Regions from separate parts of the Homo sapiens genome. Here regions 1 and 2 are each linked to region 3. A link is an interaction called in ENCODE POLR2A ChIA-PET data of the cell type or tissue named here. Cell type or tissue: MCF 10A. All regions are shown on one strand. Each heading gives the region's core, and the rest is flanking DNA. Links, peaks and the distances in the headings are about the cores only.

Region 1 (10,732 bases), core at 2,337-7,336, 76 kb after region 3:
AGATGTAGTAAAACATCCTTCTTTACCACATTGATACAGTGGCTGAAATTTCAGGCACTGTTACAAGCATTTCTATGTGCTTTCTCATAAAGTCATGCACCACATAACTATGCTTTAGTCAACAATGGACTGCATATATAACAGCGATCCCATAAGATTGTAATAAAGCTGAAAAATTCCTATTGCTGAGTGATGGCACAGTTTCCTAACATCATAGCACAATGCATTACTCATGTGTTTGTGGTGATGCTGGTGTAAACAAACTTATTATGCTGCCAGCTGTATAAAGGTACGGCACATACAATTATGTACAGTGCACAATGCTTGATAAGGATAATGACTGTGTTACTCATTTATGTATTTACTATACTTTTTATCCTCATTTTAGAGCATACTCTTTCCACTTAAAAAAAAAAAAAAGAAAATTAACTGAGGCAGGTCCTTCAGGAGGTGTCCAGAAGAAGGCATTGTTATCACTGGAGATGGGGAGATGGCAGCTCCATATACATTACTGCCCCTGAAGACCTTCCAGTGAGCCAAGATGTGGAGGTAGAAAACAGTGATATTGACGATCCTAACCCCATGTGGGGCTAGGCTGATGTGTGTGTTTCTGTCTTAGTTTTTAACAAAGTTTAAGAAGCAAAACAAATTTTTTTTTAAATTTAAAAATAGAAAAAAAATCTTACAGAATAAGGATATAAAGAATTTTTGTATAGCTGTACAATGTGTTTGTGTTTTAAGCTAAGTGTTATTTCAAAAGACTCAAAAAGTTAAAAAAAAGTTTAAAGTTTATAAAACAAGAAAGTTACAGCAAGCTAAGGTTAATTTATTATTGAAGAAAAATGTTTAAATAAATCTAGTAGAGCCTAAGTGTACAGTGTTTATAAAGTCTACAGTAGTGTACAGTGATGTCCTGGGCCTTCACATTCCCTCACCACTCACTCACTGACTTGCCCCAAACAACTTCCAGTCCTGCAACCTCCATTCATGGTAAATGCCCTATACGGGTGTACCATTTTTTATCTTTGATACTGTATATTTTATACTGTATTTTTACTGTGCCTTTTCTATTTTTCGATAGAAATACTTATTACTGTGTTACAACTGCCTATTCAGTATAGCAGCATGCTACATAGGTCTGTAGCCTAGGAGCAACGGACTATCTCACACAGCCTAGGTGTGTAGTAGGCTATAGCATCTAGGTTTGTGTAGGTGCACGCTGTGGTATTTACACAACTACAACATCACGTAACAACACAGTTCTCTCAGAACGTATCCCCATCATTAATGGACACATGACTGTACTTATCCTTAGGAAGCAGGTACTACTGTTCCTAACTTACATGAGTGAGAAAACTGAGGATCAGGGGTATGAAAGTAGCTCAAGCCAACTACCTTACAGGTGACACAACTTGTGTCAAATTCAGGCCTGACTCCAAAGTCATATCATTGTTTTCTACCATATCATGTCTTTTTGTTAATAACATTCTGCCTCCTCCTTCTAATTTGCCTTTTGTTTACCCTATTTAAACTATTTTCTTATTACAGTAATTACTGGATTGCTCACCATCCACCTAAAGTTCAATTTGAGGCTTTAATTTCCTATTACAATTGAAGACACTGGGGTTAGGGTGTCAAATGTGGGGCTGCTTTGTTCTCACAGATTCTTCTACTGTGCTGGGATTACTTAACAGCTATTAGGACGATGCTTCAGCATCCGTAGGAGGGTCTGACATAAAAGCACCCATGTATCAGTCGAATCAATCTAAGCTCTAGCATTCATAGTCCTCTTCCCTTACCAGGTACAATTTTCTGGTCACAGCTGGAACTCTGCTTATTTGTGTCTAGTGGGGCAAAGTTAATAGCTACCAAAAAACTAGCCTAAATCTTCCTTGCAGTAAGACCAAAAGGTGCCTTAACTGTTCCTACTACATTTAGATAGACAAGATACTCACCCTGTCAATCTGTCCTGGGTAGAATAAAATGGAAAACAAGTGATCTAAATTCATTTTTATTTCCAACATCTCAGGATACAGACATAGGGCTATCTTATTCCAAGAAGTATTATATCCCCACAAACATCTTTTTCCAGTTTAAACAAAAACAAAAACAAAACAAAAACAAAAAAACCACTGATTCTCTCCTCTCTTCTGAATCTACCACTTTCTAAAATAAACTGTCCATTTTGCTCTGTCACTCCACACTAATAGCTTCACCTTACATCTGACTTATTTTCATGAAAAGTTTTCAGTGTTTTCTCTGATGATTCGATTATTCACTCCACGCCCCCACAAACCTATTTATAATTTTGTAGCCCTATCAAAGTCAGTTTCACTGCTCATTCCAGATAGGCTCTGAGCCAATATATTGCCAATAACACTCACTCTTGTGCTAAGTTAAAATACACAGTGCAACTTGCCAAGTTTCCTTATTTGGCAAGAAGGCCCCTTAGTTCCCAAGATCTTTGACCATCCATTTTTAGATCCAAGTCCGAGTGTTTAATATTTGGATTTTTTTTTCTCTCTTTACTGTGTCCTTATATATTCCCTAAAAGATTAAGAAAAACGGATCAATCATCTATTTGCTTTTTTAGACAACGGAGAAAGTCCTTGCAATTGCATCATGGTCATTTACTCTGGAATTATTATCACTAAATTTTTTTATTTAAACAATATTTTGTAGTTAAAAAACTCCCCAAATAATCTCAAAAAGTTATAGTAGGAATTAAATTGTGATAGATTAAAATAAACAGTGCAGTGGTCCAAAAGACCATTTTTCTTTATCTTAATTCTGTTTTCCCAAACTAAATTCGTATTCATTTACAATCTCCTAAATCTCTCACTATAGTAGCAGGAATTTAAAACAAAGACTCTACAAATGACCATAACCATAATTAAAATGCAGCCATCACTTTTTTTTTTTTTTTTTTTTGGAAAATTGAAAAACAAGTGAAATTTCACTGTGGAGATAGGCCTACTACAAAGAGGACATTAACTAGCCTTGAATCACTTGTTTATTTTTGTCTTTAAACGTGTTTGGAGGTTTGGATCCACTAAATCCTAGCTGTTCATTTCAACGAAGGTCGAGGAAGCAAGAAGGCTCTTCCAAAACAGCTTCGGGGTTAAAGAAGGAGTACAGTTTTCAACAATCTTAAGTCAAACATCCTCAAATTCACTCTGTAAGACGATTCTCACACACCAGTATCGAGAGCTGCTTACTGTACCATACTTGGAATGGGCCCCTAAATTGTGTTGCTTTCATTATTACAGAAACTAACAAAAATAGTAATTAAGTTCCCCATAAACAGTACTTATGCGCGATCTCAAAGCGCATCAGAAACATAACATTTTCAGCGATCTAACAGAGATAACTTTTTAAAAAAATTTTTTAGGCAATCGGATGTCATCTAGCCAGTCCTGAATTAAAGTTTTCTGAAAGCTGTCATGGGCAAGCGAGGCCAGACGAGGCGACGGCCTGGGTAAGCACTTCTGGGCCTGGTGCAGGTCTGGGAGCCCACAAAAAGCCGCTGCCTGAGGGTCGCCAAAGGAGACATCCCCGGCTCCGGTGGGAGGAAAGGGGGAAGCCCGAGAGGGCGGGCGCTTCATGCTGCCCAAGCCCGGGGCAGGAAGGGCGGGGAGCGGTGGCTCTGGATACATTTACGCATGTTTTTAAAACTAATCTTTAGTGTTCATTGTTCCTGCTGGTTATTCGCATGGCCTAATTGTGTGAGGAAAACAGAATGAAGGAAAATGGATGGGAAGCAACACCGCTCGCGGTCGAGTTCTTAGAAAAGCAGAAGTTCGTCGTCCCTCCTCGCACGCACAGCGAGTGCTGGGAAGTGGCCTGCACCCTACCCTGATTTGGGGGCCTCGCGGTTCGCCTCCCGACAGTGCCCCAGTCACCCGCTGCTTGGCCGGCTCTGCTGCTCGCGGAGCCCCTGCCCGTGCCGCACGCCCGGGACCGCGAAAGCCGGGGCCGCTCCGGCCTGCGCCCGCGCCTCCAGGCGCCAACTTCTCCATGGGACCGGCCCGAACTCTCCCGAACCGCACTTGGCGGCGCCGCGGCCAAGGTCCCGCGAGGACTTCCCGGGCGCCGCGAACGCTCGCTCGCTCGCCCGCCCGCTCGCTCCGGCCGCCGCCGCCGGGCGGGCCCTGGGTCGGGGAGGGGAGCCCCGAGGAGCCTCCCGAGGCCGCCTAGACTCCCGGGCTCCGGCGGAGCCTCGGCCCCGAGACGCAGGGACGACTCGCGAGCGCGGCGGGCCTCGCCCCCTCCCTCCCCGCCCTCCGCGGGCTCCAGCCTGACCCCTACCTGGCTCCCGGGCGGGGCGTGAGCAGCAGCCGGGGGCGCGGAGGCCCCGCGCGCGACGAGGGCGGCGGGGGTTGGGACGACAGCGGCCCGCGCGGCTCCCACGTTTCCGCTGCAGTTAGGAGTTGAACATTCCGCCTCTCTGCACGGCGCCAATGAGGAAGACAGTCACGGCAACAGCACCACCTACCTCCCGGCGCGAAACGGCTGGGCCGCCCTCCCCTCACACGCGCGGGCGAGCGGGGCGTGGGGAAGGCGCTCGGGCCTCCCTGGCCTGCGCCCGGGGGGCACCATCCGCCCCGCGCCCCGGCACCCGCCGAGGCCCCCAGACACACCTGCCTTGCTGTGGGGGGAGGGCCGTGGGGGTGTTCCCCCTCGCCCCCAGCACCTTAACTCATCTTTTTGACAAATTAACACCACCTGCTACTCCTTCAACTCAGTCTTCAACAAACAGGCGCTGGGGACGCAAAGAAATAGAGGCTGTTTTGTGCCCCGCAAGAGTTAATTCTCTAGTTGGGAAAGGCACAAACGTAGAGATTTCTGGGAACATAGGTCTGAAGGCTGCCTCTCTAGAAAGATCAGTAGGTACCTCTGGAATTTTGAGGAGGGGCCGTGGTCTGCTGCTCTAGTTGCTAATTTTAACAGAGCAGAATTCAGAAGAGGAGCCAGAGTCCGTTACAGGCCTAAGCCAAAGGTGGAGGTGGGCGTTGGGAAGAAAAGAAATTTCTGATTGGGGAGGATGGTTCTGTGAAGGAAAAGTGAGAGGAGGTTGCAAGGGCATGGGCAACATTATTCAGGATTTTGAATTTGAATTTTATTATCCATGGACACTGGGAGCTGTGAAAAATTAGAATCAAAGGGGTGAAATGGGGGTTTGTGATTCTGTTTAAATGGTAATTTTGAGAGAGTAGTCCACAGTAGTTGTAGGTTGGGTTGCTAGGATGGAACCAGGATGAGTAGTAGATATTGTCACCACCCGGTTGTGGGATCATGAGGACCTGAGTTAGGATGTAGGAAATGGAATTAAAAAGAAGAAATGGGCTGGGCATGGTACCTGTAATCCCAGCACTTTGGGAGGCCAAGCTGAGAGGATTGCTTGAGACCTGGCTGGGTAACACAGTGAGACCTCATCTCCAAAAAAATCAGAAAATTAGCCTGATGTGGTGGCATACATCTATAGTCCCAGCTACTCGGGAGGCTGAGGTGGGAGAATCGCTTGAGCTGGGGAAGTCGAGGCTAAAGTGAACCACAGTCGCGCCACTGCACTCCAGCCTGGATGAAAGTGAGACTCTGTCTCAAAAAAAAAAAAAAAAAAAAAAAAAAAAAAAAAAGAAGAAATGGAATTGAGAGAAATATTAAACGTTTCAGCAAGAGGCCACAGAAATTGGTAACCCACAAGATTTAGAAGAGAAGAAGAAGAGAGATGATGCCAAGATCTCAGACCTGGATGACTGGAAGAATGATGGTGTCATTGACAAAAATAGGAATACGTGAAAGGGAAGCTGGCTTCATGTTGAGTTTGAGGTCATAGGAGTAAAAACAGGTAGAGATGCAGCAACTGAAATATGAAACTGAAATTCAGGAAAGAGGTCAAGAGTGAAATAGAAAATTTGTAAGTCATTCAATAGGTTAAAGATATGAAAGTTGAGGGATGAATGAGTAGAGGTTAAAAAACAATTTATTAGTCTGATTAATTTGCCCTTTGATAAGGACTGGAGATTTTAGCATTAATAAATTTTATTTTGGTAACTGAGAAATTAGAATTGATGAAAATTGCCATGCTAAAAAAATGTATAATGCAGGTCTAATAAAATAATTCAAATAATTCCATCCTATCCATTCAAGGAAAAACTAAGGCTCTTTAGCATAGACCCCAGGCATAGGAAGACTCCAGTCATTTTACCTTACCTTCAGAGGCACTTGTTTGTTTTGGAAAGGACCCTAGACTGAGAGTCAGAGAACCTGACTTCTGGTCTTAGAGCTACCAGTTATCAGCTAGAGTGCTTTGCAGGATAGGCCACAGTTTCCTCCTCTGTAAAATAAGAGGGACTAATTAGAAGTTAGTTGCAGGTTCCAGCTTTAAAACCATGAATGTATTGCTTTAAATTTGGAACACATGGCTTAAGAGCATCAATATTTTTAGCCACATTGCCCTTGCTTCCCATCCCTTTGCCTTCATTCTGTTTTCCTCACATAATTAGGCCAAGAGAATAACCAGCAGGAACAATGAACACTAAAGATTAGTTTCAGAAACATGCTTAAATGATAATCTAGTAGACATTTTCTTGTCTTCCCAAATAGGTTGCAAGCCCTTTGAGGTCACATCTTATATTGTGTGGTATCTGCATATGTATTGTCCATAGCTGAAATAAATATATAATGATTGTATGATAAACTGATTGCCTCAAGTTTGGTTTTTCTTTTGTCAAGCTGCCTGTTTCCTATTGATTATACTGATCTTTTTAGGCCCCAGACCTAATAAATATGGTCTAGTATGTATTCTCAACACCGACTGCTTTTTTGAACTTTCAAATCTTTTTTGAATTGGTTAATGCTCACCAGGCAGAGTTTAGGTTTACCCGTGTGAAAAGCAATAACAAAAGAGACCTAGTCAAACTTCTCTTATCAAACCTGCCTATTCCTTTACTTCAAATGTTTCCACACTAAAAATAGATGTACTCTTAGCAGTGAGGTGGCTTGGAAGTCCTTAGCACCCTCTTATATCCAAGAACATTCTCCAAAATAAACATGCAATCTAAGTTGAAAAATATAAATATAGCTTAAGGAAAAACTTTCCTATCCCCCTATTCAATGGGACTGTTTCTTCTAAGCCCCTCTTCAAATAGATATTCTGAAACTGCCACTAGCTATCAGTGGATGAGAAAAGTGCAGACATAAATTCTACGAATGGCAGAAGGAATGGCAACTTAAAAGGAAGAAAGCAGTCTTTATCCTCCCCTCCTCTTATAGTGGTAAGAGTTATGGCACAAGCTGGCACCCAGGGGCATTTTCTCTAGCCGTCTTAGTTTTCCATCTTAACTTGTGAATAGTCTATGCCTGGATCATAGCTAAGAATTACCCAACTTTTATGCAAAGACCAAGGCTTTACCTCCTGTACAACTCTGAATCCCTGGGAAATTAAGGTATATAATCAAACATCCTTTAAGTCATTTAACCATTGCCTTAAAATCATAAATGAAGCCCAGATCATTGTTTGAGTTTAGTGTTTACATCTAACTTGAGGATCAAAGAGATTTACAGGAATATGCAGGATATCGAGCTTATTTAGGCACCCTGGGACATGAAAGGAGCGGTGTGGCAAGAAGACATATTGAAGACTTTTACAAAATGTATTCAACAGGCATTTACTGACTGCCAGGCACTGTGCAGAGCTTTATGATTATAGCAGTGAACAAGCATGGTCCCCTCTCTCACAGAGTTTTCGGAGTGCAATGGAAGAGCCAGCAAAGACACGAGCAATTACACTATGGTATGCTCTTAAAGGGGCAAAGATTGGGGCTTACAGCAGGGTACCTAGCATAGTTTTGAGAGGTCAATGAAGGCTTCTAAATCAAAGAAGCTCGAAGTTAATACAAGAAGAAATGAAGAGGATTTGCTGGACAAAAAGGAGGGAAAGATATTCCAGGCAAAGGAAACAAGTGCAATGGCCTGAGAGCATTTAGCAAGTTCAAAGAATAAGTTCTTCATGTATCTGAGTAAAGACATCACCAGCAGGGAGTAATAGCCCTCATAGTAGTGGTAACAGTAATAGCAGAAGCAATAATAATAATAGATGGTTAATATTTACTGAACAGTCATACGCCATGCACTGAATTAAGAGTTTTACACAGACGTCTTCCCATTTAGTCTTCACAATAACCCTAGCAGGTAGTTTTAAGTCATCATCCCATGCTATGGGGCCAGAAAAAGTCTTGGAAAAGTTGGGCAACTTGCCTTCCCTCAGGGAGCAAAAGGTAGACTTTAGGCTTGTTTTTTCAAATCAAGCAGTTCTCAAACTTTTTGGTCTCAGGACTCCGTTACACTCTAAAAAAGTCATTGAGGATGCCAAATAGCTTTTAAGTGAGTCATATCTATCAAATTTATTATATTAGAAATTAAAGCTGGGCACGGCGGCTCACGGCTGTAATCTCAGCACTTTGGGAGGCTGAGGCAGGTTGATCACAAGGTCAGGAGTTCGAGACCAGCCTGGCCAACATGGTGAAACCCCGTCTCTACTAAAAATACAAAAATTAGCTGGGCCTGGTGGCAGGTGCCTGTAATCCCAGCTACTCGGGAGGCTGAAGCAGGAGAATTGCTTGAAGCAGGACTTGGGAGGCAGAGGTTGCAATGAACTGAGATGGTGCCACTGCACGCCAGCCTGGGCTACAGGGCAAGACTCCGTCTCAAAAAAAAAAAAAATTAGAAATTAATCCATTTAAAAATAATAAGCCAATAAGCCTATCTATGTTAACATAAATAACATTTTAGTGAAAAATAACCATTGCCCCAGATTTTTAAAAACTGAAAGAATACCATTGTTTTACATTTTTGCAAATCTCTTTAACGTTTAGCTTAGTAGACAAAAGTTGGATTCTAATATCTGCTTCTGAATTTAATCTATTCCAATATCATACTACATATATCCTCTGGGAAATTCCACTGTACACTCATGAGAGAGTGTCAATATTTTTATGAAGAGTTCTGACCTTGCAAACCCCCCAAAGGGTCCCCAGGCTGCATTTTGAGAACTGATATTTTAGAGTCTGAAGGGAGTTGGTTGCCTTGTTCTCTGCTTCAAGACGCAGCGTAACAGGGCAGCTGCATCAAGCAGGGAAGAGAGCACTTTGCTAAATGGCAGAAAATCTGGGATGTGGTGCCAGCCCTGTCCTTAAACAACTGTCCCCTCCTCGGGACCATACTACCTGATGGTCATGTGGGATGATAAAGTCCTACATATCTGAGTCTTGAGTCCTAGTCACTGCTCATTCTTTACTATTGTTTGCCATGCTACTTTTCTTTAAAATGCTATATCTAAACTTTGACTGAATCATAACTGAGTTTGTCACATCCATTCAGCATTGAGCCTTCTATTCTTTTTTTTTGAGACAGAGTCTCACTCTGTCACCCAGGCTGAAGTGCAGTGGCATGATCTTGGCTCACTGCAACCTCCGCCTCCTGGGTTCAAGCGATTCTCCTGCCTCAGCCTCCTGAGTAGTGGGGATCACAAGTGCAAGCCACCACGCCTGGCTAATTTTTGTAATTTTAGTAGAGACGAGGTTTCACCATGTTAGTCAGGCTGGTCTCAAACTCCTTACCTCATGATCCACCCGCCTCAGCCTCTCAAAGTGCTGGGATTACAGGCGTGAGCCATTGCACCTGGCCGAGTCTTGCTATTCTTTCTACTCACTCTTAACTCTACTTTATTGCAAGAAACTCATATACCTCTTCCCAAAGATGTAACAATTGATGTAATTTTCTGACAGAATCCTGGAGTTACTTATTATGAAGTGGTATTATTAAGTGAAGGGCTGGTAACGACTTTGAATATGAACACTGGGATTCACTGAATCCCAGCATGGGTTCACTGAAATCAAGATATGTCTAGTTTTTGCTACTGGTATCAGAGGAGGTCAGTGTGGATCTGATTTCAGTGAAACATTTGACAAAGTTTCTCAGGATGGCTTTAGAAATCAGAAGGAAATTTTAACTGATGACAACACAATACAGTGAATTTCTATTAGAATGAAAACTGAGCCACAAGTGCTAATGAATGGATCAGTGCTCTGGTGGAGAAGGGTTTCTAATGGTATGTTGCTGGACTGTCTTCTTTATTCTGCCCTGTTGAACATTTCAACAACTTGGATGAAGACCCAGGAAGCTTGCATATCTAATTAAGGACTAACATGAATTTAGAAGGAATAGCTAATAAATTAGGTAGAAGAATCCTATCAAAACCCAAAAACCTTTGCTTAAAACCTCTATTGATGCCTTACTGCCTAACATGTTAGTCCAAGCTCTTTAGGGTGCATTCAGAATCCTCCATTAGTAACCCAAAGTTAAAACCCCAAATCCTCCATTATCCAACCCAAACATCTTCCATCATCATGGGCCTCATGACAAATAGAACCATTCATTTTCCAATTTCCATGCTTTCCTTCTAATTACTTTCTTCTAGCACCTCTGCTGTCTTCAAGGCCCAGGTAAAATGTTCCCTTTCTCGAAAGCCTTTTCCAATCCTCTGTTAAGGAGTAATCTTGGGAGGCCAAGGCAGGAGGAGCACTTGAGCTCAGGAGCCTGGGTGGCATACTGAGATCTCGCCTCCACAAAAAAAATTTAAAAATTAGCCAGGCATGGTGGCAGGTACCTGTAGTACCAACTACTTGGGTGGCTGAGGTGGGAGGATCGCTTGAACCCATGTGGTTGAGGC
Region 2 (10,208 bases), core at 2,553-7,552, 61 kb after region 3:
GAAGAATCCTATAATTATATCCATCTTTCTGCACATCTCTGATTATTAAGTCCCAGAGCAAGATTCCTGGCCCAAAGAAGTAAACATTTTAAGATTCTTGATACATTTTGCTAAACTCTTCTCCAGAAAGGTTTACCAATTTACATTCCTAATAGCAGTGTATCACAGATGTAGCTAACCAGAGCCATGAGTTTACATTTCAAATAAAATGCTTTCATGAATAAAATTTCTCTGTAACCATAATTTCTGTCAAAAAGACAATGTTCTTTTTAAAAAAGTCTAAAGTAAACAATCCTAGTACCCAAATCTTGGTTCCTAAATAATATACTCCAAAATCAGGTATATTGACTCAGGGCTTCTCAAAAACATGGCTGACTCCAGGAATGAGACAGGAACTAGATGAGCCTAGTACATCTTTTTGTGCCTGAAGTAAGAAAATCATAAAAAAATGACAGCGACATACCAAAAGGACACAAGAGCCAGCTGGAAAGAGCTCTTACTTGCTAAATTTGGGATAGTTTAAGCATGAAAATGAATAACACTAATGGATTATAACATTCTGAATTCCAAAAAGTCTTTAAGTATACGATCAAACAATAAATACATGAATGAATGGTTGACTAAAGGAAGAAAGGAAAAAATAAGGGCAAACTCACTTATGCTAGAACTTTTTACTTTCTGCACAGTAAACTGTTATAGTACTATTTGATCCAAACAAGAATCATCAATAGATGCTAAAAACATTAGTAAATGTTTGCTGAGGAAAGATATTTACTTAGCTTCAAAGTATCTACCAATAGCTTAATTATTAATTACAAAGGAAAAATAGGTATTTTCTTGTACTGTGGAGAAATTGGGTAAACCCCTCTTAACTAAGCATTCAAAACTAACATCATCAATAATGAGACTAACCAACATCACAAGACACCCATTAAGACACACCAAGGACACACAACCTATGTAGTTTTCCTGCCAAAACTACATAAACTCTGACTAGGCTGGGGGCTGGGGAGGAAATCACATAAACCCCAAATGAGGGACATTATACAAAACACTTATCCTATACTTTTCCAAAATGTCTACGTCTTAAAAGACAGAGAAAGGCAGAGAAACTGTTCCAGATTAAGCCGGGCTAAACAGACATGTCGATTATATGCAATATACGATCCTGGATTGGATCCTGGGTTGGAAAAATTGCCATCAAAAGCTCGCATTGCAAAAGTTGGCAAAATGTGAATATAGACTGTATAACAAGTAACATTATTGTTATCATTGTTACATTTTTTGAATTTGTTAATTGTACTGTGGTTGTGTTTTGGGAGATGCTGAAGTATTTAGGGATAAAGGTACATGGCATCTGTAATGTACTCTCATCGTTCAGCAAAAATCATACAATATATATGAATACATATAAATCAATAACATATAGAGAAAAAGCAAATGTAAAATGTTACTAAATGGTGAGTGTAGGGGAAGAATAAAACGTACTAGAGTTCATAGTAGTATTCTTTTAATTGTTCTCTAGGTTTAAAAAAATTTTTTTTTATTATACTTTAAGTTTTAGGGTACATGTGCACATTGTGCAGGTTAGTTACATATGTATACACGTGCCATGCTGGTGTGCTGCACCCACTAACTCGTCATCTAGCATTAGGTATATCTCCCAGTGCTATCCCTCCCCCCTCCCCCCACCCCACAACAGTCCCCAGAGTGTGATGTTCCCCTTCCTGTGTCCATGTGATCTCATTGTTCAATTCCCACATATGAGTGAGAATATGTGGTGTTTGGTTTTTTGTTCTTGCGATAGTTTACTGAGAATGATGATTTCCAATTTCATCCTTGTCCCTACAAAGGACATGAACTCATCATTTTTATGGCTGCATAGTATTCCATGGTGTATATGTGCCACATTTTCTTAATCCAGTCTATCATTGTTGGACATTTGGGTTGGTTCCAAGTCTCTGCTATTGTGAATAATGCTGCAATAAACATACGTGTGCATGTGTCTTTATAGCAGCATGATTTATAGTCCTTTGGGTATATAAAAATTTTTTTAAATAAAGTTTTAAAGAACTACAGAGATTTTAAGTAAATACAGTCTTTCTTTTTTGTTTTTAAATAAAGTAGTAGTATACCCACTAAAACAGAGAAAAGTAGTACATACTCACTACACTAGAGGTCTGCAAATAAAGTGAAAGTAAATAGTCTTCCTTTCTCCTCTCACATAAACAAAGTTAGAGTTTGGTATATATTTTCTCTACATTTTGCTAAGTTTATAGAACATATATTTAGTCTAATATTAAGTCATTCTTAAAGAGTCACATGAAATGAGCTGCGAACATTTTATTAAGTGTTCCATTGCTTCTAAAACTCATTGGCAAAAAACAACCAAGTGACATGGAACTGGATCTATAAATTTGGAAAAAATCCAGGGCTTATTACCTTTATCTTATCACTTAGAAAACACCTAGCCAGAAGCCAACACACATTTCATAAAGCATAACAATTATTTACATAAGAAATGTATATTTCCTTGCTAGTAACTGTCAACTCCTCGCCATAACTTTTTATGTCTTAAACTCATGTTATTCCAGTACAAATAGGGGTTCTTTGCCATAATTTACTGTGTCTCTTTATCACTCATAATCACTGACTAAGCCCCAAAGCAAAAGTGGAGGTTTTGTTTTTCCTACCTACAGGTTTATGAGTTATGCTCTTACAGTTTACTGGAATCAACTCAATTTCTGAATTACCTACATTCATGTTAAATACCTGCACGAAAGCAGGATTTGGCAGTTTCCAATTCCTGCTTTCACTCCTGCACTTTCCTATGTCATTTTCCTGGCTCTCCCAAGAATAGAAGAAAAGGTATTATGTAGGTATCCTTGGGGAGGGGGGAGTGGAGTGAACGGGTTACAATTAATATTTTCCTATCAAAATCTGTTTCATGTCTCATAAAATCTTTTTCACATCGAACAATCATATAAGAACATGTTCCTTTTACTAAAGTTGTACAATCTAAAGCTAAAATATTAGCATATATATAAATAACTGACTATAAATGGATGGAGCAGGTTTAGTTTTCTCTTCGTACCTGGTCAATTAGAGGTTTCAGAGTCAAAAACTAAAGAACAGGGGTTCTAGCCTCCTGGATTTCATTTGCCCCTCCTGGGGCAGCTTAATACATTTCGCAAAGCTCTATTTCCCAATCCATAAAATGGGGACAATAATGCTTCCTATAAAGGACTTAAAGAATTGATCAGCTAAAAGGGCTAGGTTCAGTCCAAGGTAAGACATGGATTTATTACTTGGCTACCATTAAAAATTTTTATTGATTGAGAAATGGGGGAAAGGGAAAGTGACTTTCTCATACCCAGTACCTTTCTGTTTTGTGTACGGATGGGCTTTAAAAGCTCTCCTTTCTTAATGTCTTCCAAAAACCTATAGATTCCCCAAGGCAGAGATCTCTCAGTCCTTCTAACCTGGCTTCAACAATTGGAAACACAGCTGGTGATCACACAATTACACAGCACCGCTGGGAGGAAACTCACAAAGTGCTACCATTTGGGTTTCCTTCTCTAATCAATTGCTATGGTTCACTGGCAGCAGTTAATGAAAAAAATGAAATCATTCAGGGAGATTAAAGGATATTTATGGGAAAGTTCACTTTAAAAAGATATTGAACAATAATTTGCCAAAACAGGGCGTAAATAGAAATGACCAAAACCAGCTCCAGAGGGTCGCTGCTGAAGTTATCAATGCTGCTGAGTCCCTGCAGGTCAGCTCTGTAATTACTTTTATTCTCATGGTACCAAACTGAATGTGACAACCATGTTATATCTCATTCCTGAGAAGGATGACAGTTCTAAGAACTCTGAGCTCAACTAGGACCAGCACAAATCCCAGGCTCTGAAAGCCAAGACCCTTTTCTGATTTTACTAGGAGGACAGCTCTCTGTCTGGCACCTATTAATTCTATATAATACAAAGACCATCACTGTTAGCCTTAAGTAGAGGTGAAATCCAAGAAACAGGTACTGCATATTTCAGTTAAAAAAAACAGTGTCTTATCTTTTAAAAGACAACTGCTGATGACCAGAAGTTCAAGCAGAGAAAATGGAAAGGGTATAAAAACTTCACACATTACTCTTTACCGACCCCTCTTGGCTGCCCAGGGAAGAGAAAAGCTTGAACCCTGGGAAGGTCTAAAATCTCACCTCTGCCTCCAGGAGAGCTCAGAGAACATTTGGTCTTTCATGCCCTGGAAAGAAATCCTCTTACTTCAGCTGACCCCTAGTAGAACTCAACCCTAAAGCACACGCTGCAATAATTTCTATTTATGGGGCTCCCAGAATGGAAATTGGGAAACGGCCTCGTGGATCAGTCCCAAAGGCCTTGCTAGGTCTCTTGCAGCCCTGTGACCCTCTAACTCGAGGTTGAAAAAGCTTACATAAATGGTATCGTGACTGTTTCTGTCAGCTGGAAAAGACCTTACCTCTTTCTCTATTTTGAGGAGCTTCTTTACAGCCACCTCCTTGTCCTGTGATATCCATTTGGCTCGATAAACACTCCCAAAACTTCCTCCACCGCAGTTTTCAAAAAACTGCAAGTCATCAAATTTAATTTGCACAAAGGAGGCACCGAGAGACGACATCTCATAATGACAAAGTATTATACTTCCACAAAATCTGCAGAAAGAAAGAAAAAGAAAAGCTGAATTACAAATATATTAGGCTAAATCCTCTGAATCCTACTTTAGATAATATATCATGAACGAGTCCTGTGAAACTTCCAGAAAGTCACGGTGACTTAGGAAGAAGAAAAGCAAGATTATAAACAATTCGAAAACACTCACCCTGGCAGCCCACGCAAAATTCAACAACAACCTGCCCAGACTTTGAAACACAGCTGCCCACAGAGAAATGGCTCAGATATCCCCCAGACAAAACCTGCAGCAGCACTTCCTACTCATCCCAAGGAGCTCTGCCGAAAGGCTACTGTGTCACCAGGTCTCCTCTCAGGAAGCCCTGACAGACGGGAAGCATGCTTTCCACAGCAAGCTTGCATAGCTCCCCTGGCATCTGAGGCATGCCACCTCTCCACGCTGCACTCACTTCACACAAAATATACACAACCTAAGCCACCGAGCATCCTGGTACACAGACAGCCAAACGGCTGCAAACTGAACACACAATAAACGTTGACTCCAAAAACAAACTTTCAGGTTAGGGATGACAGAAAAGCTGGACTGTTTGCCAGAAGTGGCTCTCTGGACTGTATACTGTAACAAAACTTAAAGAGTAGAAAAAATTTGCCCTTGATTACAATATATTAAGTCATCGAAAGAATACTGCCAAGGACGTTAAAAAATATTATGCTTGTTTCCAAAGAAACGTATTACCCCTCCCAGAGATTATTCTAGTGATCTTTCCTACAGTCTAAGGAGTTTTACTATTCTCCAGGTAAGTGGCCATTGTTAACACTGTATGCCAAACCATAGATTAGTGAGACTTACAAACACAAAAACTGGACTAAAATTGGGTTAAAATTTTGAACCTACATAAAATGCTTAAAATTAGTGGATAAAAAAGTTTGTGTACTATTTTATCCCATGTGTACTATTTTATGTGGTTTATACTATTCTTGCAAAAAGTATAAACCAAAACCTTAAGAGGGACAAATCTATATTTCTAGGACATTCTACAAAACATCTGGCCTAGGCTCCTTGTAATTATGAATGTCATGAAAGTTTTTTTTTGTTTGTTTTTTGCAGAAAAACTTCTAGCATAAGGAAAACTTAAACACAATGACTAGGCTGGATGTGGTGGCTCACGCCTGTAATCCCAGTACTTTGGGAGGCCGAGGCAGGTGGATCTCTTGAGGTCAGGAGTTCGAGACCAGCCTGGCCAACATGACAAAACCCTAAGCATACAAAAATTAGCCAGGTGTGGTGGCAGACACCTGTAATTCCAGCTCTTGGGAGGCTGAGACATGAGAATTCCCTGAACCCAGGAGGTGGAGGTTGCAGTGAGCTGAGATAGTGCCACTGCACTCCAGCCTGGGCAACAGAGCGAGACTCCATCTCAAAAAAAAAAAGGGAAACACGATGACTACATATAATTTATGATCACTGGATTCTGGATAAAAAAATCTATAGAAAATATTATTGGGATATTAGAGAAATCTAAATATTAACTATAAATTAGATGATATTATTTTATCCATGGCAAATAATGGTATTTTTGCTTTATAGATGGATGTCCTTGGATGTATTGCTTGGGAAATGCATGTAGCCATTTTAAAGTATGATGTCTATAATTTACTTTAAAATGGTTCAGTCCTCATCCCTGTCCCCCGACACACACATCCAAAAAAGTACATAGGAATAGAGAGAGGGAGAGAGAAAGCAAGTGTGCCAAAACGTTAAGAACTGGCACATCTAGGTGACAGGTATCTGGACATTTTACTACTCTTTCCATTCTTCTGTGAGTTTTTTTTTTTTAAATAAAAAGGTAGAAGGGGTTGGTTTGTATCCATATAAACTGGCAACATTTCTCCATAAAAAGCCTGGGGCTCTGCTGAGTGAAGTGCACAGGCAGCTCAAAGATCTTAGCATGCAGCTGGCTAGCCATCCCATTTCAGGAAAATCAGGTCACTGAAGAATGCTGATTTCTCACATGAAGTCAAACGCTGCTCTACTTTGGGGAGAAGGCGAGAAAGAGGAAGGGTTATTTGTTCATCCTCTAAAGTTTAGAAGATACACTCCACATAAAAATATGAGTGAGGGAAAGATCATAGTATCCAAATATAGTCTATAAACATATGTGAATCAACAGTTTATGTTACCAACTTTTTTGTAATTCCTATTTAGTTAAACATGGAAAAGAACAAAATTTGTATAAAATTCAGGAATGTTGCCAAGGGTAGGTATATAGAGTATGCAAGCTAAAAAGTTTGTTCAACCAAATGTCAAACACCATTTGCAAGGTTCCCTCAGCATTACAGACACTAGGTTTACATTTTTGTTAATTATTTTTATAAAAGCATTAAAATGAAATTGAACTACAAAGCTTATCATAAAAAATAGAAGTTTCCTGTCTCCCCATTCCCCATACCCAATTCCCACTCTCTAGACGCAACTAATTTCAACTCCTTTAGCATTTTCTTCTGGCACTGAACTCTGTATTTCTAAAGAATGTGCTTATATTACTATTTCTTGATTTTCCATTTTAGATATTATCTATTAACTTCTGTGGAAGACAAGAATTTAGTTCTCATATATCACCCTCTACCTCCATGCATGCAAGCATGGCATACTTGCCCAAACCTCCCAGCTTCCAACCGTACTGTAACATTTGGTTAAGTCAATAGTCAGTGTTTACAGTAATCCAACAAAGTAAACATTATTCCCAGCAGTGCCATGTAGGATTCAATAATTACATTTCCTTTCTTGGATAACGTTTGGATTCTCTTAGAGTTATCAGTTGCCCTGTTTTTGCTTTTTTGTTGTTGTTTGCTTAGCTTTTTACACTCCTAACACATTCCCCCCATTAATCTCTCCCACGAGCTGCAAAACTCCTCTCAATAAAATTAAAACAAGTAATTTCTCTTTTTTTTCACTCTTTGGTTCTATTGTTTTTAGAGACACTCCTTCTAGGCCCTTCATCCTGATTCAGTCTGGCTGGAATGGTTGCTCTCTAGGCCTGACTTGGACTGGGACTCCTGTTGGCTACCATCCTAAGAATTTCCTTCACCTTTTTCCTCTGTGAGAACCTTGTCTTTGGATTTCGCATCTTCCCTTTCTTGGTTTACTCCCTTGTTTTGATGACACACATATCTCCCATTAGTTACCTGAATAGAACACACAGAATAGAATTTTTTGAGAATCTGTATATCTTAAAATGTCTTGATTGGTAGCCTGGTTGGGCATACAATTCTAGGTAGGAAATGATTTTCCATATAATTTTGAAAGTATTACTTCATTTTCTCCTAGTTTCTAATGTGGCTACTGAGCAGTCTGATGTTACTGATTATTAACCATTTTTATATTATTTTTTCCTCTCTGAAAGCTTTTAGGATCCTCTATTGATCCCAGGAATCCTGAATTTTAATAGGATATGTTTAGGAATGAGTCTTTTTCATTCATTGGTAGGACACTCAGTGAACTCTTTCTATCTGTAACTCATGTATTCTAATTCCAAGAAAGTTTCTTGTGTTATTCATTTACCACTTATAGCCACTTTGACTTCATGTCATCTCATTTCCCATACACACACGAGGAACTGCCTGCACTTCCCAATATACACTGACCTCTCACATCTCCACATTTCTACACAGGCTAGTGTCTCTGCTTCAAATACTTTTCTCTGCACAGCAAACTCCTATCCCTGACCACCTCTTTGAGTCTCCTGAGCACAGCTGAATTCTCCCTCTCATGTGCCACAGCACCTTTCTTTACCCATTTATCTTTCCCACTTAATTCCCACCAGACTATAAATTCCCTAAAGTCAAAACTCAGTTCTGTTTACATCTGGATCCTCAGCACCTACTACACAGCCAAGTACACAGTTAGGCAGCTTTTCCATTAAAAAAGCATTTGTTGAATAAGTGAGTAAATAGCTTCTGGTTATTCTTCCATTATACCTTTTGTAGCTGGAAAGGTTTCAACCAAGTCATGTAAAACTTAAGGTGTGTAATTTTTACAAGTGCCCCGGAGGGTTCTGAAGCAAATCCTGATTTGGAAACTGCTGCCTAGGCTTCTTCGGAGAGTGTATTTGGGACTTTCAGTACTGGGTCCCTCTGAATCCCAGGGTCAGGGAAGAAGGAGGAGTAGAGAAATCCTTTCCAAAACAAAGGCAGAGGTCTGAAGCAGGATGAGATCAGTATGAATTCATGTAAGCCTTATGCTGCAGAACAAGCCCAGGGAATGTGGATGAACTGAGACAGGATCAGTCACAACTGACACTGACCTAAGGGTGCCAGAAAAAGGCTGACCTTTGAGAAGCACACTTCTCCAGGATTTCACCACTTGACAGGAGGCAACTAGCCAGGTTCTTCACAGAATCACTGCTATTTTGTGATACACCATGCCATTTTGGGAACTGGCTAGTTGTGAATGGAACTATCCAATTACTTGAATGTTTTATTGAAACCATAAAAAATTAAGTTCCATCTGAATACCGAATAAACTAGTAATCTAGGGTATGTGAGTACAGGTTTAACTCCAGTGAGCTTGGCAAAGCATCATGGATGTAGCTGAAAAACTTGGTTGAGATTTCCACTCCCATATACATGAAAGTTAAACCATATATATATTTTTTCCCCTTGAGTTTTCTCTCCTTTAAGAATCATTTTTCTAAGGGGATCAATTTATGACGAGAAGAATGAAAAATCTGAGTGCTAGTTATTTATATTTAAAGCGTGTTGGGGAAGACTGCTACTTGATTAAATTATGTTCTAATTTTTCAAATGTATTCTCCACTTAATGAATATACCAGAATTTAATAAAAAGTCATCTATATAAATTTATTTACATGGTATATCAAATCAAATCCAACGTTTTCATCTCACTGCATTAAAAGAATTGTTTTGGCCAGGCACGGTGGCTCACGCCTATAGTCCCAGCACTTTGGGAAGCCGAGATGGGTGGATCACTTGAGGTCAGGAGTTCGAGACCAGCCTGGTCAACATGGCAAAACCCCATCTCTACTAAAAATGCAAAAATTAGCCAGGCATGGTGGCGTGCATCTGTAATCACAGCTACCTGGGAGGTTGAGGCAGGAGAATTGCTCGAACCGTAGAGGCAGAGGTTACTGTGAGCCAAGATCGCACCACTGCACTCCAGCCTGGACAACAGAGCAAGGCTCTATCTCAAAAAAAAAAAAAAAAAAAAAAAAAAAAATTGCTTTTACACAAAAAAGGCAATTTTGCTCCACGCAACAATGCTCAGTTTTAGTTTTGTAGGATTCTAACTGTTGTTTTATAAACTCTCAAAGCTGTTTTAAATGTTAAGTATCTACCATACAATACTGAAGGGTAAGTTAGAGCAGAAATGTCACAAAAATCAAAGTAAAATAAGGCATCACAACTCTGTAAATGTTGAAAATCAATAATTTGGTGGTTGAATCCAATCATTTCACTACTTGAGTAGAATGTCAAAAAATTTTTAATTTAAAGTTTTCCTTAAATTAAAATTCAAAAACATTTAAC
Region 3 (10,732 bases), core at 3,502-8,501:
TAAAACGAACAAGGAAAAATTAACTGGTCTAGAAAGTTCCAAAGCTCCCTTTAGTCACAGAAGCGTGAGAAACAACTCATCAGCTTCCTCTTAGGGCCTGAGCTGCTGTCCCCACTATAAGATTTCCAAGTCTTCCTGACACTCAACTGTGCAGAATCAGGTCAAGAACCAAGATCTAACTCCCTACAGGCACTAGGCCATCAGGCCAACCAGCATCAACCAATTTTATAGCTAATAAAACCAGTTAATTGCACAGCAGGAGGCACTCTCTCTATGCAAAAATTACATGGTTAGAAATTTTGAGCAACTCTCACAATCTGATTAGCTAAGTGCTTTATAATATTACTCTCCAGTGAAACAGAGTTTGATTATTTACATCCCATAAGAGAAATGTTTGCCATATTTATTATGGAAATCTACAAAATCATTTAAAAGAATTTAGCAAATTTAATTTTAAAAGAGTCTGAAAGTCCTTTAACATCTTTTAGACTCCAATTAGACAGTGTCTTGAACACTTGGATTCTTCAGCTACATTAATGATTTTACTGTTTTGGGGTTCTGTCAGCACAAACAGTAACTAAAGGCATATGGGTGATAGCTGGCAGATAGTTTTAGTTTTATTAATTGCAAAAAAAAAAAAAAGGTACCAAACCCTAACTAATACATAGTAAAGATAATCTGGAATCATAGAATATTAAGAATGGAAGGGATTTGAAGTCTTTCAGTCTTTTTCTTTCTAGTCCTCAACTACAATCCCACTTTAAGGCAACTCCACTCTTAAAGGCAAAAGATCACTTCTCCCCTAATGGCTTGATGAACAGATCGCCTCCATTTGAATGAACTGTCTCATACTTAATAACCATCACTCCAGCCACCATCTTTCCTTTCGCTAACAAAGGAGTCAAAAGGGACACCCATATTTTCACCTGCACAGGGGTTGGTGCCCCTAACCCCTGCATTGTTCAAGGGTTGACTGTATTTTATAGTGTATCTCAAATTGCAGTCTTTAAAAGAAGATTCCAGGTGTCCATAGATTCACAGATCCTTGATGGCCCCTGAAACCAAAACTCAAAGAAACACTGGCCTAATCAAAGGGTTACCTCTTGGTTTCCCATCTGTACATACAAATACTATTTCCTTGACTTTGTCTACGCCAGGAACTTTCACCAGCATTCTACTTTAGCTCCTTATGACCATCTCTTAGGTAATGGTACCAACAGTGGTCTGTTAGGAACCAGGTCGCACAGCAGGAGGTGAGCAGCTGGCGAGCGAGCATTCCCGCCTGAGCTCCGCCTCCTGTCAGATCAGAGGCAGCATTAGATTCTCAGAGGAGCACAAACCCTATTGTAAACTGCACATTCAAGGGATCTAGGTTGCACGGTCTTTATGAGAATCTAATGCCTGATGATCTGAGGTGAAACAGTTTTATCCTGAAACCATCCCCCACCACCGCCCTATCTGTGGAAAAACTGTCTTCCACAAAACCAGTCCCTGATGCCAAAAAGGTTGGGGACTGCTGTCTTAGACCCTTTCATTACCCAGCCACCTCACTTAGAAACCCTTCTCTGACCTCAATCTCTTATGCTTACTCCCATGAAATCAGCTCTTCGGTTGACCAGGTTGAGGCTTCTAGTCCCTCAATTCCTTTCTAATAAATGGGGTTCTACTAAAAGAAACAGAGATCCAAAATAACAGTGCTTTAAACAAGATAGAGTTTTATAACAAATCAGTCTTGAAATAATAAAATGTCTCAAAACACGAAGGCTGAAAGAATCCCAATATGGCAGCTCAACAATTCATTATTCTACCATCCTTAGCACTGGCTTACATCCTCGAGGTTGTGTGGTGGTCCCAGTGTAACCCCTGAAGTTCCAAACCGTTAAATTTACATTCCAGGCAGCAAGAAGGAAAGTACACCAGGGTGTCCTCTTAGGTCAGCTTCTTTTAGAGAGCTTTCTCAGCAATCTCATCTAGAAAGTTCTGCCTATATCTCATAAATGAGTTCTATTTTCAGGAAGGGCTGGGAAATGTAGTTTTAAGCTGGGTATAGTGGCACATCTAACAATACAGGAATCCTAAGGAAGATGAGGAGAATATTACTGTGTAAGCAGCTAATAATTAATGCCATATCTATCAAGCTATCAGAGATCAAGGTTCCGTTTAATGGAAGAGTCGCTAGGGTACCACAACAACATTTTGCACTCCTTGGTCAAATAATCCCAAAACATACTTGCCAAAACCCTAAAGTTCCAGTCCCCATGCTACCAATCTCTAAGTATGGAAAAAAATCCAATAATTACCTTTCTATGCCCCTCAGTACTTTCAGATAAGCTTTTCTGACAGATCTGTACTGAAACAGTTAACATGGTGTAGTTATGATCTGTACATTTATTGAAAGCTAAAGGATGAAAGCAATCATTTTGAGTATCTCCAGTTAGTTTCCTCTTTCACTCTCCATTCAACATTCACCCAACAAATATTTATGAAGTATATATGATGTGCCAGGCACTATTTTTTGGCGCTAAGGACAGTGGTGAACAAGACAGCAAAACCTTTTTCCTCATGGAGCCTACTATCTAGCTGGAAAAGACGGACAATAATATCAAGAAATATACAAGATAATTTTCATGAGTAAGCTACAACACACCTCAGCTCTTCTCATGTCTTCTAGTACTCTTGCTTTTTCATCCTCAATAGATTACTATGAATACTCTCACATTAGGGAAACTATGAATACTCTCACATTAGGGAAACTGGTAGAACTCAGCACTCCTACCTTACACCTACGCCTTTCTTTCTGTCTCAGAGAAAAATGTACCCCTCCCCTTCCCCAGATTTTACCTCCCCCTCTTCTCTCAGGATATCGCTCTCCATCAATATTCTTTCTGAAATATTCCATCTCTTTCTAGTTCCATCCTCTAGGCCTAAGAAAATGTTTTTCATCTCTCCAAAAAATAACTTTTCTTGACCCTTCCCTCCTTCTCAAACTACTTTCCTGAACACCAAAACTTCTTGAAATAATACTTTACACCACGTTCCATTTCCTCACTTTCTATTGGCACCCTAATCCCATTATATTTGGTTGGATTTCTATAGTAATGCTAAAGTTTCCCTAAGTAACTTGGAATTCTGATCTTTTCTTTCAAGTATCCTATATAGGTTATAGTCTGAGTTTTAACATTAAATGTAACCATGCCTCTCCTTAACATTCTGATATTGTCCTTAGTATCTACATTATTTTATATATTGATACGAATTAAAACAAGGATGGCAGAGTGCATCAGAGTGCTGGAAGTCAAATAAAAAGAAATAAACTCCTGCTATCAAGGGCTTACCCACTATTATGGGAAAAATAAAAGTACCTATTAACAAGATGCCACATAACAACCATCAGAAGTACAAAACACGTGAAGGATCTGTATTAAAATTAGGGAAGTTGGGAGGTAATGGACAGTGTCAACTAGACCATGAAGAATGGATTAGGCTGGGCACGGTGGCTCATGCCTATAATACCAGCACTTTGGGAGGCTGAGGCAGGTGGATCACCTGAGGTCAGGAGTTCAAGACCAGCCTGGCCAACAGAGTGAAACCCCATCTCTACTAAAAATACAAAAATTAGCCAGGTATGGTGGCACACGCCTATAGTCCAAACTACTCGGGAGGCTGAGGCAAGAGAATTGCTTGAACCTGGGAGGCAGAGGTTGCAGTGAGCCGAGATCATGCCACTGCACTTCAGCCTGGGCAACAGAAAAAGATCCCATCTCAAAAAAAAGAGAATGGATTCCATTTGGGTTCATAGCTGGGACGGGGTGCATGCCTGAGAAACGGCAGCACTTTAGTTTGGCTAGAATGTGGTGTAGTGATAGGGTAACAGGCAGGTAATGGAATTGCTAACACACAGCAGTGTGACTGCTAACATATGCCAAGCTGATATTTATGTCAAATTTCGGTGGGAGTGACTCCTAAAAAGCAAGAAAACAAACAGTCGACTCTCTGTATCTGCGGGCTCCATATCCGTGGATTCAACCGACTACAGACCTAAAATATTGGAAAAAATTTAAAAATAACAATACAACAATAAAAAATAATACAAGTAAAAATATGTGATAAGAATTACTTACAGAGCATTTACATTGTAATATGTAGTATGAGTAATTAGAGATGATTTATACAGGAGGATACATGTAGGTTCTGTGCAAATACTACATCATTTTATACAAAGGACTTAGGCATCCACAGATTTTGGTATCTAGGAAATCCTAGGACAAATCTTCTGCAGATACCGTGAAATGACTAATTCTTAGGTTTACTTCAAAGAAATCTTCCAGGATCAGCAAGGCCTACAGAGGTAAAAGAATCACTACTTTCCCATAAGTTAGAACTTAAAGGTCATCTGCTCCAGTTGTCTAATGAAGTAACCCTCTTAGTAATATTCTAAGAAACAGGCATCCTACTGACTGAACACTTCCAGTGACAGATGAACACCAGGGAAACAGTGATGCATTGTTGGAAATTTGGAAATGATCAACCTACTAAATGGGTGTCAGCAGAGACATGTCAAGTCATCCTAAAGTGAAAGACCCTTTCAGGCCATGAGGATGGAGAATAACTTGATAGAAAGTTTTAACATATTTAATAAAATTGTGTGAGTATTCAGAGGTAGTCACGGACAGTCAGTTACAAAGACTTAGAGAAAAGTTAAAGAGATGATAAGCCCTAACAGGGGAGGGGTGAAAATGGGAGGCGTAACAACTTCTCCAGTAAGGTGGGCCTCCTGTTGAAGGGTAGGTAAATCGATTATCAGCTGAATGTGGTATCAGAACATATTCAAATCCTATTACTAACTGCTCTTGCTCTGAATTCACATTCATAAAGCAATCTTTTATAAGTTTGTTTCCCATACACCTTATCTAAAAATAGAAAACTTAGAGATTAGCAATATGGTTTAATTATTTAGTCTCAATCAAATTATATGTGATTTAGCATCCCTGAGAGTCCATTCAACTCTGAACTCTTAAGATTAAATTTCCAAATGCATAAATCAGAAGCCACTTCAACAGGGACCTGTTTGGGCAGCTACCAGCATTCCCTAGAGTGTGCCTTCACTATATTCTTGGGAGCCTCAAATCTCCTAAAGTAGGAAACTATTTTTCAAAATAGCCTATTCTACTTCTACTATGTCAAATTACTAGAGTTGACCTACGTAACTTGTGGTGCAAGTCTTGATCTTGCTTGCTGTATCTATTTCAGCTCAGATTTTTATCTCCTTATTTCTAAATACCGTCTCACCCCAAATTCTAGTTTTTCTCTTTGCTTGAAGATTCAGCGGGGTGTCCTTAATCTGACTGTCACTCTACTTAACACCTTACTATCTTTGAGCAGAAAGGTTTTTTTAAAAGGGCTCCTTTAAGAGCATTCGATAAGTGGTAATTAACAACACTGTAACTGGTCCATTCTTCCATGCCTGTTGACTGAAGCAGTGTTTGTGTAACAAATACATTTCATGCAACAAAGCTTAGAACCTAGGGGAGATCAGAGACAACAGGCTTCAATCTGTATTCTGAGTTCTCCAGGTAGAACTCTTCCCATGTAACAGCCTATAATCATCACTAAAAGTCCCAGACAAAATAATCCGAGATTTTCTGAATACTGCTTATCAGCTAAATATGACCTTCAAGAGACAAGAATCGTTCTGCATGTAAACAAATATAAACCTGGTGATGACTGATGCAATATACCAATCTACATCAGAGCAACATTCTGGCAGCCTGAGACATTTATTAACAAAATACACAGAAGGTCATTGCTGAACTGAGCTGAGATGTAGTGGTCCAACAGTGAGCCCAGAGATGAAGAAAATAAATTAGAACATCAACATGTTTTCCAGGAGATAAAAAATCATGGGCTATGAAGCATGAGAGTATAGACCCTGTTAAGAGCCTATAGAAAGGTATATAAAATTTGAGACAGATGAGGCAGACCACATAGTTTATTATAATTCTTTTGCAATGAATGAATGTAATAACTGTGGAGTTTCAGAAGTTGTAAGCTGAGTACAATCTGACTCATACATTACAATAGCTGACACCTATGGAGCATTTCCTGTGTCTCAACACTGGCTCATCACTTTACATACATTAACTCATTTAGTCCATAGCAGAAATACTGTTATTCCAGTGTGTCACTAAGAAAGTAAGGAACAGAGAGGTTAAGTAACTTGGTTATATAGCTGAGAAGCAGTGAAGCCAAAATTCAAACGAGGCAATCTGGCTGCAAAGCCTATGAATTCAATCATGACATAGGAATATAAATTCTCAAAATCACATAGATGTACATGCCTGCACATTTCGATAATGTTACATATAAATAAACACCTATTACTAGACATATGCCTAGGCCTTTGTATACAGTAAATGTTCTAACATATTTAGTAGTAGTTGATCTGAGTATGGAAGCAACTTTAAGATCACAATCAAGACACCTGCATTCTAGGCTGGCTTCTGATACTGAATGACTGTGTGACTTGGGGCGTCAGCTTATCTATTGATAAAATGTCAAAATGTGGAAGTAAAAGGGACAGATGGAATGATCTAGTCTCTTCAAGTCTAACATTCTGACTTAAATCTAATTTAACTGGTATAGGGTGGGGCTCAGGCATGGGTGCTTCTTAGAAGCTTCCCAGCTTCCAAGGTGAGTCTAATATGTAGCCAGGATTCTCTGAGTAACTGTCAGAGGGTTTTCCACAACAGCTGTTTCATTTTACATTCCCCTCAGAAGGGTTTGTGGGTTCTAACTTCTCTACACCCTTGCCAACACTTGTTATTGTCTAATAACAAGTGAGTGGTTCTGTGGCAAGCTAAACTGTAGCCTAGTTGCCTTGGAGTCTGAAAACCCTGGAGCTAAATTTCAGCTCTATCATGTATGAGCTGTGTGGTCTTCCAGGTCTCTCAATTAAGTGTGTTCTTTATATGTAAAATAAAACCAGTATCCACTTAACACAGTTACAAGGACCAAACTCCCATGTAAAGTACATGCTAGGCGCATGGTTTTCCTCAATAAATGTTAGCTGCTAGAAATTGTACCTACATTAAAACAATTTTTTTTGGCCGGGTGTGGTGGCTCACGCCTGTAATCTCAGCACTTTGGGAGGTCAAGGCGGGCGGATCACAAGGTCGAGTTCAAGACCAGCCTGACCAACACGGTGAAACCCCGTCTCTGCTAAAGATATGAAAATTAGCCAGGTATGGTGGTGTGTGCCTGTAATCCCAGCTACCCAGGAGGCTGAAGCAGGAGAATTGCTCGAACCCGGGAGGCAGAGGTTGCAGTGAGCCGAGATCACCCATTGCACTCCAGCCTGGGTGACAGGACAAGACTTTGTCTCAAAGAAAAAAAATTTTTTTAAGGATATGCAGAACTGAACTCGGATACACAGAACATCAGCCTGAACAATCAATTGCTGGAAAACAGATCCACAGACTGACAGCAATAGCACTCTCTCTTTTATGAGAGAAGAGGCTGAAACAACCCTGTGTAGGACACTGACCACAAATCAAAGAGAATCTAGAGAATAGAGCGTTGGAAAAGTGTTAGAACACATGTCATCCTGCATAGTCAGGTCAGGCCACAACTGGCAAAAGAATCTAAATCCAAAGACCAAGATATACTGAGATGACCACAAGCTGTTAGTAAGCCTTGTTCTGCAAGCTTCCAAATAAATCTCTTAAGTCACCCTGCTATTTTAAAAAATAAATTGCCATGTTGACAGAAATTGAACATCACTTCTCTTTTCCACTTACAGGATATGGAATCTGGCGTACCATCTTTAGACTCACAATCACCACATTTGCAGAACAAATCTGAATTTGATGGGGGCAATTCTTGTGTTTCTATTTTCTGTCCATTCACAGATTTCTGTGTCAGAGATCACAGAAGACACCACTACACTACTATTCTTTTTCAAAACTACTGCCTTTGGGCATTAGCCATCATTCATCATATCATCTCTATACACTCCCTAAATGAGATTTCAACAGTTGGACTGGTTTAATCAAATGGGCCCCAAAATATGTACTGTATTCTCCATTCAAATATGGAAGTCAATAGTCACTTGAAGTCAACAGGAAACATATTTTTGAGTTATTTGTCCAGTAGTGAGAATGAATGGCAATGATCTCTTAACTGTAAAATGAAAGTATCACCTCTCAACCCTCGAAAGGCTGTGGGGAGGATGCGCGGAGATGACGTAGGCAGAAAGCAGTGCATTCTTCCTAAGGCAGTACTCCTCAGTACTCAGCACTCAGGTAAGAATGCAAGGACTCCAGTTTAGGTCCTGGTCTTTTACCACCTCCCCCCTGTGCTATTGAGCAAGGTTCTCAGCCTTTCCAAACAGTACAAATCTGGGGAATGAGGATAATGAGACTTGCATTGACTAGATCATAAGGGTTTTTTTTAAAAAAAAATAAACTTTTTTATTTTGGAGTAATTTTAGATTCAGAGAAAAATATAGGAGTGTTCCCATATACCCCTCACCCATTGTTAACATCTTATGTTACTATATATAGTACATTACTATTAACTAAGCTCCAGACTTTGGATTTCACCATTTTCTCCACTAATGTCCTCTCTGCATTTCAGGATCCAACCCAAGGTGCCACACTGCATTTAGTTGTCATGTCTCTTTAGTCTACTCTGGTCTCATATTCACAGGGTTTTTATAAGAATCAAATAAATACAAGAACACTTTGTACAGTGAAAAGTACCATGAGAATACACTTTACTATTCTTATGCATTAAATGAGTACATCCATGTAAAGCACCAGGAAAACTGCCTGTCACATATTAAGCTCCAAATATTGATTTCAGCACTATCATTATAAATATTTCTACCTATCCTACATTGTGATCAATTCTATACGTCTACAACAGATGTCTGGGGTTCAAAATTCCTTCTATGACCACAGATTTTATTTTCAGTGTAGGAAGTCAGCTTTATAGAATCAGCCCTTGACCAGATTTTTGTAAACACCTGGCTCAATCTGGGAGAGCAGGAAACAGAAGAAGAGGCAGAGTGAAGGCAGAGGTATTAATGGAACCTCAGGACCCACTTAGGTTTCCCTTCATCATCGAACATCAATCTCACACCTCAGAGCTATACAGTCAAAGAAGTGAAGAACTCTGCCAAATTTGGCAAACCATGAAATTCAGTAAGGGACATTCCATAGAGATCAGCAAAATAACAAATACCCACACATTTCCTGTTAAACAATCTGCACACCGCTTCCAGGCATCGTCAGGAGGTTGGAGCGACCTGGGGTGGAAGGAGGCAGGGAAGGGATGCTTTTCTTTATCCCTCAGTGGACCAGCTGGTTAACTCTGCCCCTTTCTTGTCTTTCCTGCTGTCCTAGATTTAGCAAGGTGTTTATGAAGGTCTGCTCAAGGGCCAATTCTATAAAGCATGACCAGGACCCATTCTACTCACACCACTCATCCTAAGGATATCAGGAGATAGTGGAATAAATTCCAAGTCCCTTTCGAATAGTAAAATAAAGAACATGTTCTGGCACTTAACCTAGACTGAAAGCCATGAAACAGCCTACCTCTCATAGCATAAAATTTTACCAGAAAGTGGTAACAAGAAGGTTTTCTAACCCAAGAGCAAGGGAGAATACTAAGAGATTTCAGTACAGAGGCCAAAAACATGTCCACTTAAGGGTATGTTTGTTAAACCCATTAAAATTATGTAATGTTAGCCAACAAAGACAGACGAGAACTGGTGTGAGGGGGGACAGGGGAGGATAAAGGGGCAGAGAGTTGGGTAGAGGCATAAGAAACAGTGTATTCCTTCCATCTTGTAGGATTAACTTCAGAAAAACCATACTAACAAAAATCCAGAAAATTTATTTTTGAGTCTTTCTGTGAGGCCACTTATGGATAATGCTTCTCGGTCAAAGTCAGATTTTCAGAGAGGTCAGGATATAAGCATATTAACAAACAAAATCAGACAACTTTTTTAAAAATCCTTTTTGGGGCCAGTTACAGACAATGCTTCTTGGCCAAATTCATATTTTAAAAAGGCTGGAGTGGCCGGGCACGGTGGCTCATGCCTGTAATCCCAGCACTTTGGGAGGCTGAGGTGGGTGGATCACGAGATCAAGAAATCAAGACCATCCTGGCCAACATGGTGAAACCCTGTCTCTACTAAAAATACAAAAATTAGCCGGGCGTGGTGGCAGGCGCCTGTAGTCCCAGCTACTCAGGAGGCCGAGGCAGGAGAATCACTTGAACCCGGGAGGCGGAGGTTGCAGTGAGCCGAGATCGTGCCACTGCACTCCAGCCTGGCAACAGAGTGAGACTCCGTCTCAAAAAAAGAAAAAAAAGGCTGGAGTTTGTTGGTATACTATTTTGAGTCAAAATTAAAAACAGTATACACTGTGGCAGATGCTGCTGGTTGCATTCTATTTTGTTTAGAATAGCAATATGCACCCCCAAAATTTCATTTCCCAACCCCACTTGAAGCTAAATGTGGCCATATGACATATCCTGGCTAATAAGATGTAAGAAGTTATTATCTACATACAAAAAAATAAAGTTAGATCCCTTCCTCAAAACAGACAAAAAATGAATCACACACATGAATGTATGAGCTAAAACTATAAAACTCTTAAAAGAAATTTAGAAGTAAATCTTCATGACCTTAGGCAAAGCCCTCTTAGATATGACAACAAAAGCACAA

Evidence for each region. ChIA-PET counts read pairs that join two places held together with the same protein. Peaks named below come from ENCODE experiments on the same cell type or tissue, not always from the same donor. Only the 100,000 strongest peaks of a DNase experiment are listed, where the experiment ranks them.
Region 1: POLR2A ChIA-PET joins it to region 3 with 22 read pairs; 8 of 35 experiments call an interaction of 5 or more read pairs at or near these places.
Region 2: POLR2A ChIA-PET joins it to region 3 with 10 read pairs; 5 of 35 experiments call an interaction of 5 or more read pairs at or near these places.

Annotation. Positions count from the first base shown.
Region 1 is chr2:173,069,579-173,080,310 of GRCh38, reverse strand. It overlaps MAP3K20 (mitogen-activated protein kinase kinase kinase 20), which reads right to left and starts at 4,465. Exons shown (of 20, transcript NM_016653.3): 1 at 4,309-4,465. RefSeq lists silencers at 3,901-4,640, 4,721-4,770. In MCF 10A, for the core only: a CTCF peak has its summit at 4,490; DNase peaks (open chromatin) are centred at 2,410 and 4,450.
Region 2 is chr2:173,085,477-173,095,684 of GRCh38, reverse strand. MAP3K20 (mitogen-activated protein kinase kinase kinase 20) reads right to left here. Exons shown (of 20, transcript NM_016653.3): 2 at 4,495-4,687. The coding sequence starts at 4,653. Among named protein-coding and RNA genes, the nearest start is that of MAP3K20, 15 kb to the right of the region's middle. In MCF 10A, for the core only: a CTCF peak has its summit at 4,181 (motif pointing left); no DNase peak of the experiment used is centred there.
Region 3 is chr2:173,147,234-173,157,965 of GRCh38, reverse strand. All of the region lies in intron 2 of MAP3K20 (mitogen-activated protein kinase kinase kinase 20), which reads right to left. Among named protein-coding and RNA genes, the nearest start is that of MAP3K20, 77 kb to the right of the region's middle. In MCF 10A, for the core only: no CTCF peak of the experiment used is centred there; DNase peaks (open chromatin) are centred at 5,765, 6,105 and 8,345.